Linked DNA regions of Homo sapiens: region 1 is linked to region 2. A link is a contact called in ENCODE Hi-C or POLR2A ChIA-PET data. All regions are on one chromosome and are shown on one strand. The core of a region is the stretch at or near the end of the contact, and the rest is flanking DNA. Distances in the headings are between cores, read along the strand shown. Region 1 overlaps ATG7 (autophagy related 7). Region 2 overlaps ATG7 (autophagy related 7).

Region 1 (3,342 bases), core at 31-2,530, 180 kb before region 2:
ATTTCCGCAGGAGCCTGGGCAAGAATTACAAGGAGCCCGAGCCGGCACCCAACTCCGTGTCCATCACGGGCTCCGTGGACGACCACTTTGCCAAAGCTCTGGGTGACACGTGGCTCCAGATCAAAGCGGCCAAGGACGGAGCATCCAGCAGCCCTGAGTCCGCCTCTCGCAGGGGCCAGCCCGCCAGCCCCTCTGCCCACATGGTCAGCCACAGTCACTCCCCCTCTGTGGTCTCCTGAAGGGAGCGCCTCCTCCAACAACACGTGGATCTGCATGGTTTGCCTGAGCTTTGAACAGTCAGTACTTAAAAAAAAAAAAATCATGGGGGTGGGGTGGGGGGAAGGGAAGGGATGGTTTATTTGCAAAAACCATGTTGTTGGGATTTGTGTTCTGTTTTTGTACTTGCTTGGTATCCGTACAAGGGGGCCCTCAAACATGATAGCAGGAACTACGCGTGGAACATCTGTCTAATGTAGCATCCTTACTTCCTGCCTCAGTTACCAAAGAAACCTCTGATGCAGGTCTGCTGCCCCGACGGGGCCAGGACTCCACAGCGCTTTCTCAGTCACAAGCCATGATGAATTGGTGACTCAGACGCTTTGTGCTTTTTCCTTTGCTTCTTGAGACCGGGGTGTGTGTGGCTCAGCTTCCACGGCGTGTTTGGTTCGGTCCATGTGTGTGCGTGTGTATACTTGAAGAGAACTGTCGTGTCTGATTTGCACTATTGGAGGAGGACTAAAGTTGCCTGACAACTTTATGTGTTATGCCAGAACTCTGAGGGCAAACTGCTGAAAAACAAAGGGTTTAAGGATGACATTTCTGACCATTTGTGTGTTTGTTGTTGTTACTGTTTTTGTTTTTTTTAATGTAGACAATACAGCTTTGGAAGGGGAAGTCTCATACAGGTTATAGGTCTTTCTCTCTCTAGATTTCAGGTGCTTGCAACTGGACTGCAGACTCTACCAATCACGGGCATTTTATCTTCTCTGAACACTGCAGTTTGTTAGACTAGAGCTGAGGTTGGAGGATTCCATAGTGCTTTAAACGTGATGCATGTTTTAATGGAGAAAAAATAGCTGGTTTCTATTAATTATATAGACAGTAAACAAAAACCTTAATACTTACTATCTTCTTTTCAGAATTAGTTTATTTTTGTCAGTTACAGTCCTAGATATACTTACTGCTGGTACAGTTGTACTCTAAGATTGGTATTTGATATTCACTTTACTCACAAGTAGTGCGGGAGGCCAGCTCCTGGCAGGCCCTCGCGATGAGCAGTGGGTCAGCTGCGGTGTGGGATGCTGGAGTTTGGCTGCAGGCTGACATCATTTATTTTTGCATCCCTGTCTGCTTTGTTACAAGCTCCCAGGGGAGGTGGGGTTTGTGTCTTCCAACTTCCCTACATGCAGAAACTGCTCCCTTTGAACTCTCTTGGCTGAACAGCAGATTACTGACAGACAATCTGTGATATGGTGTTTTATACGCTTCCTCGTACGCTGGGGCCAAGGCAGTATACATTCCTCTGACTTTATACTGTTATTACTGCATTTATTATTTGCTATATTAATAGCTACTAACTAGAAATTAGATGAAGCAAGCATGACAGACACAGCTGTGGAGGTCACAGCTGCTCCTTTTTGGTCAATGAGCGTTTCTATCCCCTCCCCCTGGGGTGTGCTGTGTCCCACCTGGCCCACCAGAGGCTCACGACGATGGCACCTGACCAGGTGACGTGGGCGTGGTCACCTCACCTGCAAGGCTTTGTGGACTCTGCACACCGTATGACCCCCGGTTTTACAGTTTTTAGCTGTTGAATTTTGGAAATTGGCACTGGGTGAAAAGGTCGGAGGACTGGCTCTTGTAGTCACAGAGTGGCTGCAGGCCTTTGAAAAGTGGAGGAAAGAAAAGCCCTTCTCCTTGCCCCGCACACATTTCACTCCCACTGTACTGGGCTTCCAAGCTTTGGCATTCAGGCCCCTATATTTTCTGTAGGAAAAATCGTTGAGAACACTTTTCTATATGGGTGATTTTGAGACCATCGTTACGCTGTGCGTAAAGAATGTACAGAGAAATTTGTAGGTATTTTTTGAAGAACATTAATTTGTTAATGATATGTAGCTATTTAATTTTTCCCTTTCCTATTGTAATCATTCATTTTTTTTGTTGTTCGGAAAAAAAAAGTTGATCTTTTTTTTTGTCGTAGATTTGTCTGTAAAAGTGCAGGAACAGTTATTCTATGAGAACACTGCATCTGCATTCATAGCCACGAGTTTGTTATTGCTACAGGCTACTGAGCGTCGTAACAGGAAAACCACCCACAGCTGACCGGCTCGGTGGAGGACACTCCTGGGACAGGTCTCTTTGTCAGTGAACAAGGGCGTCACTCTGGGAGGGGTCGGCGGTGCTGGCGGCCGGGTCCCTGGTGCACTGACCTATCTGGGATAGGCAGTACCCTGGAGGGGGGCCTGGGGCAGAGGAGGCAGCAGAAAACCAAACATTTCACTGAGAAAGCCCCCTCCCTGCTCTAAGAAGGGGCTCCGTGAAGTTCTTCCCAGAGCCGCGCTGCCTGCAGTGCGCTCTGACCTTCTCTTCATGTGTGTAAATCTGTAATATACCATTCTCTGTGGCCTGTTTTTCCTGGAAGAAGAAAAAAAAAGGTTTGGCAGGCCATCTTTTTTTGTACTTAAAAGTAGCCTTAAGAACAATAATAAAGTGCTCTTAAACCACATAGTGTACGTGTGCAGTTTCAGCGCCAGGCTGGGTGGGCGGACTCGGGCCCTGCACCTGTGCCGGCTGTGTCCCCATGAAGCTCCCATGAGCTGAACGACAGCCACTGGAACTTGGACTGGCTACTTTGGGAGAAGCGAAGCCTCATTTGAAATCTACCCTACTAAATCCTACTGTTGTAAGGGTCAGCTCGACTCAATTTTCACTTTGATTCTGGGCCTAAGACAAAAGCTGAAAGAATAAAATAGCAGGAAAGACGATGCCCTCTACACGGGGGCAGGGTGGTCACAGGTACCTAGGCCATGGCCTCTCCTGGGTTGGGGCCTCACAGCTGCACACACCCAGAATAAAGAGGAAAACCAGCTCTTGCCTGAGTTACCCATGGTAGAGCCGTCTGACCCCTCCCTCGGCTGGGGCAGGAAGGCAGCCCAGGCTCGGCCTTTCTGGGCCTGGCCTGCTCATAAGGGCAGGGAGGAGCCCCATCCAGGCAGCTGCCAGGATCTGCCCCTGGGCTCTTCCCCCCAGCTCAAGGCAGCAGCAGAAACTCCTCTCCCTCAAGCAGGCAGGCAGGCACAGATGCTATGCCCACAGTGGAGGACAGGCTGGGAGGCAGAA
Region 2 (3,337 bases), core at 209-2,708:
AACATAGGCACTTGGGATGCATAATAAAACAGGCTTAGTTTACTTCGGAAGCAAAAAGAAAATAATTAGTCTCAATTTTTGAGCATCTAAACGTAACCAAATTTATCAACATTGCTTGTCAATTCTACATTCAATTTTTAGAGAAACTGGTCAGGATTGTGCTTCCCATAAAATATAGCCCAAGTACAGTTTTCAAAGGAAGCTTGTCAACTCAGAATAGAGAAATACATCCCTAGAATTCTCTTTCTTCCACAGTGGCAGACAGACGAAGGCTACACGAAAAATAGTTCCAAATTGTAACTGAGAAGCCACAGTTGGGGATTAGTGGTCACCAACATTATTTTGTATAGCACTTCAACATGAAAATCTTTACTTATCAGCAATCATGAGCCTTAAAAGCCCAGGTCAAGTCGCTGGGCAGCAGAAGGCTGAAAGGAACACTTGAAAGGAAATCAGCTATCACATACAGTGTGCATGTAAAAATCACTCAGATGGTATCCGAAAGCCTATTAAAACACGAGATGCCATCACTGTAGTTTTGAGATATATCAGCCGTTTCACATTACGATGGCTAACATACCAGCTCTATTTTTAGAGCTTCTGGAAAGATCAAAGCTGAAGGGGCCCTTTTAGTGGCTCCCCATCCAGGCCCCTAATCTCTGTTTACTTTTTCTTTGTAATTATGTGGATCTGCAGAAGATGCATAGCCAGGGCCGCCTCACCCTCAGAGTAACGCTTTAAAAAATTGCTCTATGAGGGTCCTGGCTAGGAGGGAACCCTCTGGGGAGGAACAAAGAGCAGTAAAGTTCAAATTCAAGACAAAATTAGCATGATGCAAGTATTGATACAGAGTTGAAATATTTTAACTCAGTCTCCCTACACATTTTCTCAGGCTGGTTTTAAACCACTGTGAGAATGAATACAGATCCATGAAAACAAAGTCCTTTCTGAGGGTTTAGACCCCACCCTTCCCCCACAAAAAGCCCTTAGTTGGTTTCAAGGGCTCCAGCTGGTGAGGCTGCGGTCAAATGCTGACCCGCTCACTTTTAAAAACAAGTCCCTCCAATACAAAATGACTTACTTTGGAAGAACAAGCTGTACATTTGTCAAATGCCAGGCTGACGGGAAGGACATTATCAAACCGTGAAAGAAATCCCCGGATCTAAAAACAAACAAAACAAAACAATTCACATCAAACACACAACGACCACATCTATGAAATGCACGTCTGGTTTCTGACAACAAGTAGGAAATGATTAATATGGCGGCCCGGAAAGAGATTATGAGCAAAAATAAGTTCGAAATGAGTATTTTCCCTTGTAACGTAATCAGTTTGCAGAAGAACTATATTAGGTCCTTTATTCCATTAGGAGCCAGGGCTTACAAGCTTTTCAAATATTTCTGACCTAAAAACAAACTGACTCTAAAATACAAAAAGCAAGCTGTAGTATCTAAAGTATTTTTTAACAAATGTCTTCCAAAATGTTGAACAGGTCCACTGGTATACTCAACTCTTAAGCTCCCACATGTGTTCTAGTGAATATGGGGTAAATACACATTTCTATGACATGATTTTGGGTGGGGTCTCACAAGGAAAGATGGCTTGGGGGACTGTGGAAGGCCGAAATGGCCCTAGACATATATCCAGTTATTTGCTTGATTTGGAACAGATAGAGATAAAATGTAAAACATCATCAGATTTATGGGGAAACAGCACCACCTTGAGCATAAAATTCTGGACTACAACTGAGTTACATTTCCAGAGTATCAGCTATAATCAGGTTTCACAAACTATAACTGAAGTAATTTATTCAGAACATTATACCTGTATATACTATACTTACACCAAAGGGGGAGCTTTAAGCTGTTCTATATATCATAAAAATATGAATGGTAACATCTCTAAACTCTCCATAGGACTCAACGTTTATAATAAACCAGACAACACAAATATTATGAATTAATTTATTTGACCTTTCAAATTCCCCATTTTATGTTGAAAAACCTCAGGCTCAGGAAGAATGGCAACTTGGCTCAGGTAAACAGTAAGTAATGGAGCCAAGACTCAAAAATGGACCTCCTGATGTGAACCTGCCCCCGGCCTGAGCTTCTCTGCTTCCCTCCCTCTCAGAATACCACAGCGTTTGTCTTCAACACTAGGTCTTCTCACAACTTTAACACTCTCACTTGAACAGAACAGAAGACCCGATCCACCACCGTTTAGCCATCCTATTAACACCATGCCCTCTCCCTCAAATCCCCCACCCCCCGAAAAACAAACAATTTGACAAACTATTTAAAGAAAAAGGCTTCTTTTGAGTTTTGGATAACTCCATCCTGATGCTCACACTGTAACAGTGTTAACTGTTTGTGCATACTTCTCTCTGGAAAAAAATCAAACCTGGAAAAACATGCCTACAGCAATTTTTTTTTTTTTTTTTTTTTTTTGGAGATGGAGTCTCACTCTGTCGCCCAGGCTGGAGTACAGTGGTGTGATCTCAGCTCACCGCAACCTCTGCCTCCTGGGTTCAAGTGATTCTCCTGCCTCAGCCTCCCGAGTAGCTGGAATTACAGGCGCCCACCACCACACCCAGCTAAGTTTTTTCTATTTTTAGTAGAGATGGGGTTTTGCCATGTTGTCCAGGCTGATCTTGAACTCCTGGCCTCAGGTGACCTGCCTGCCTCAGCCTCCCAAAGTGCTGGGGTTACGGGCGTGAGCCACCGCGCCCAGCCCGAATTTATCATTTCTATCAAACACTTGATCTCGGATTGCATTAAAAAACACATAGCATATTGATAAAGACATTTTAAAAATTTGGCAGGGCACAGTGGCTCACGTCTGTACTCCTAGCACTTTGGGAGGCTGAGGCGGGCAGATCACCTGAGGTCAGGAGTTTGAGACCAGCCTGGACAACATGGCAAAACCCCCACCTCTGCTAAAAATACAAAATAATTAGCCGGGTGTGGTGGTGCACCCATGTAATCCCAGCTCCTCGGGAGGCTGAGGCAGGAGAATCACTTGATCCTGGGAGGCAGAGGTTGCAGTGAGCTGAGATCCAGCCTGAGTGACAGAGTAAGACTCCATCTCAAAAAAAAAAAAAAAAAATTGGTAACTGGTATAAGTTAGATAGCCTCATCATAAACATATGAAAATATGACAACCTTTTAGTTCCTAACATCTCAGGAATGTGGTAACCATTTCATAATCCATGACCTGAGGCATAATCAGGGTCATAAGTTTGCTATTCAGGACGTCAAAATAGGAGACATCAAAATAGCAGAAAAGAGTTTAATAGCAAGTCACAAATGGGAATGCTGAAATCTTCACGAGCTCTGG

Evidence for each region. Hi-C counts contacts between places; a loop is a spot of excess contacts on that map. ChIA-PET counts read pairs that join two places held with the same protein, here RNA polymerase II (POLR2A). Pooled maps may share reads with other maps.
Region 1: a loop to region 2 is called in a map of endothelial cell of umbilical vein, with 5 times the contacts of the local background. The contact joins two enhancer-like sites. A Hi-C loop is called at or near these places in 13 of 168 maps with a recorded cell type or tissue (IMR-90, K562, Panc1 and 9 more) and 10 of 50 pooled maps. POLR2A ChIA-PET finds 5 or more read pairs at or near these places in 2 of 52 experiments (IMR-90 and Panc1).

What each region holds. Positions count from the first base shown.
Region 1 is chr3:11,555,453-11,558,794 of GRCh38, reverse strand. ATG7 (autophagy related 7) reads right to left here. Exons shown (of 21, transcript NM_001349232.2): 21 at 1,130-3,342. It overlaps VGLL4 (vestigial like family member 4), which reads left to right. Exons shown (of 5, transcript NM_001128219.3): 5 at 1-2,726. The coding sequence ends at 239. Among named protein-coding and RNA genes, the nearest start is that of VGLL4, 87 kb to the left of the region's middle. Within about 2 kb of position 1,280, at least 16 of the 41 ENCODE cell types and tissues checked have a DNase peak (open chromatin) inside an H3K27ac peak, as active enhancers do; they include Panc1 and endothelial cell of umbilical vein, where a contact is called at or near this core.
Region 2 is chr3:11,377,797-11,381,133 of GRCh38, reverse strand. ATG7 (autophagy related 7) reads right to left here. Exons shown (of 21, transcript NM_001349232.2): 19 at 1,082-1,162. Among named protein-coding and RNA genes, the nearest start is that of ATG7, 110 kb to the right of the region's middle. Within about 2 kb of position 1,458, at least 3 of the 41 ENCODE cell types and tissues checked have a DNase peak (open chromatin) inside an H3K27ac peak, as active enhancers do; they include Panc1 and endothelial cell of umbilical vein, where a contact is called at or near this core.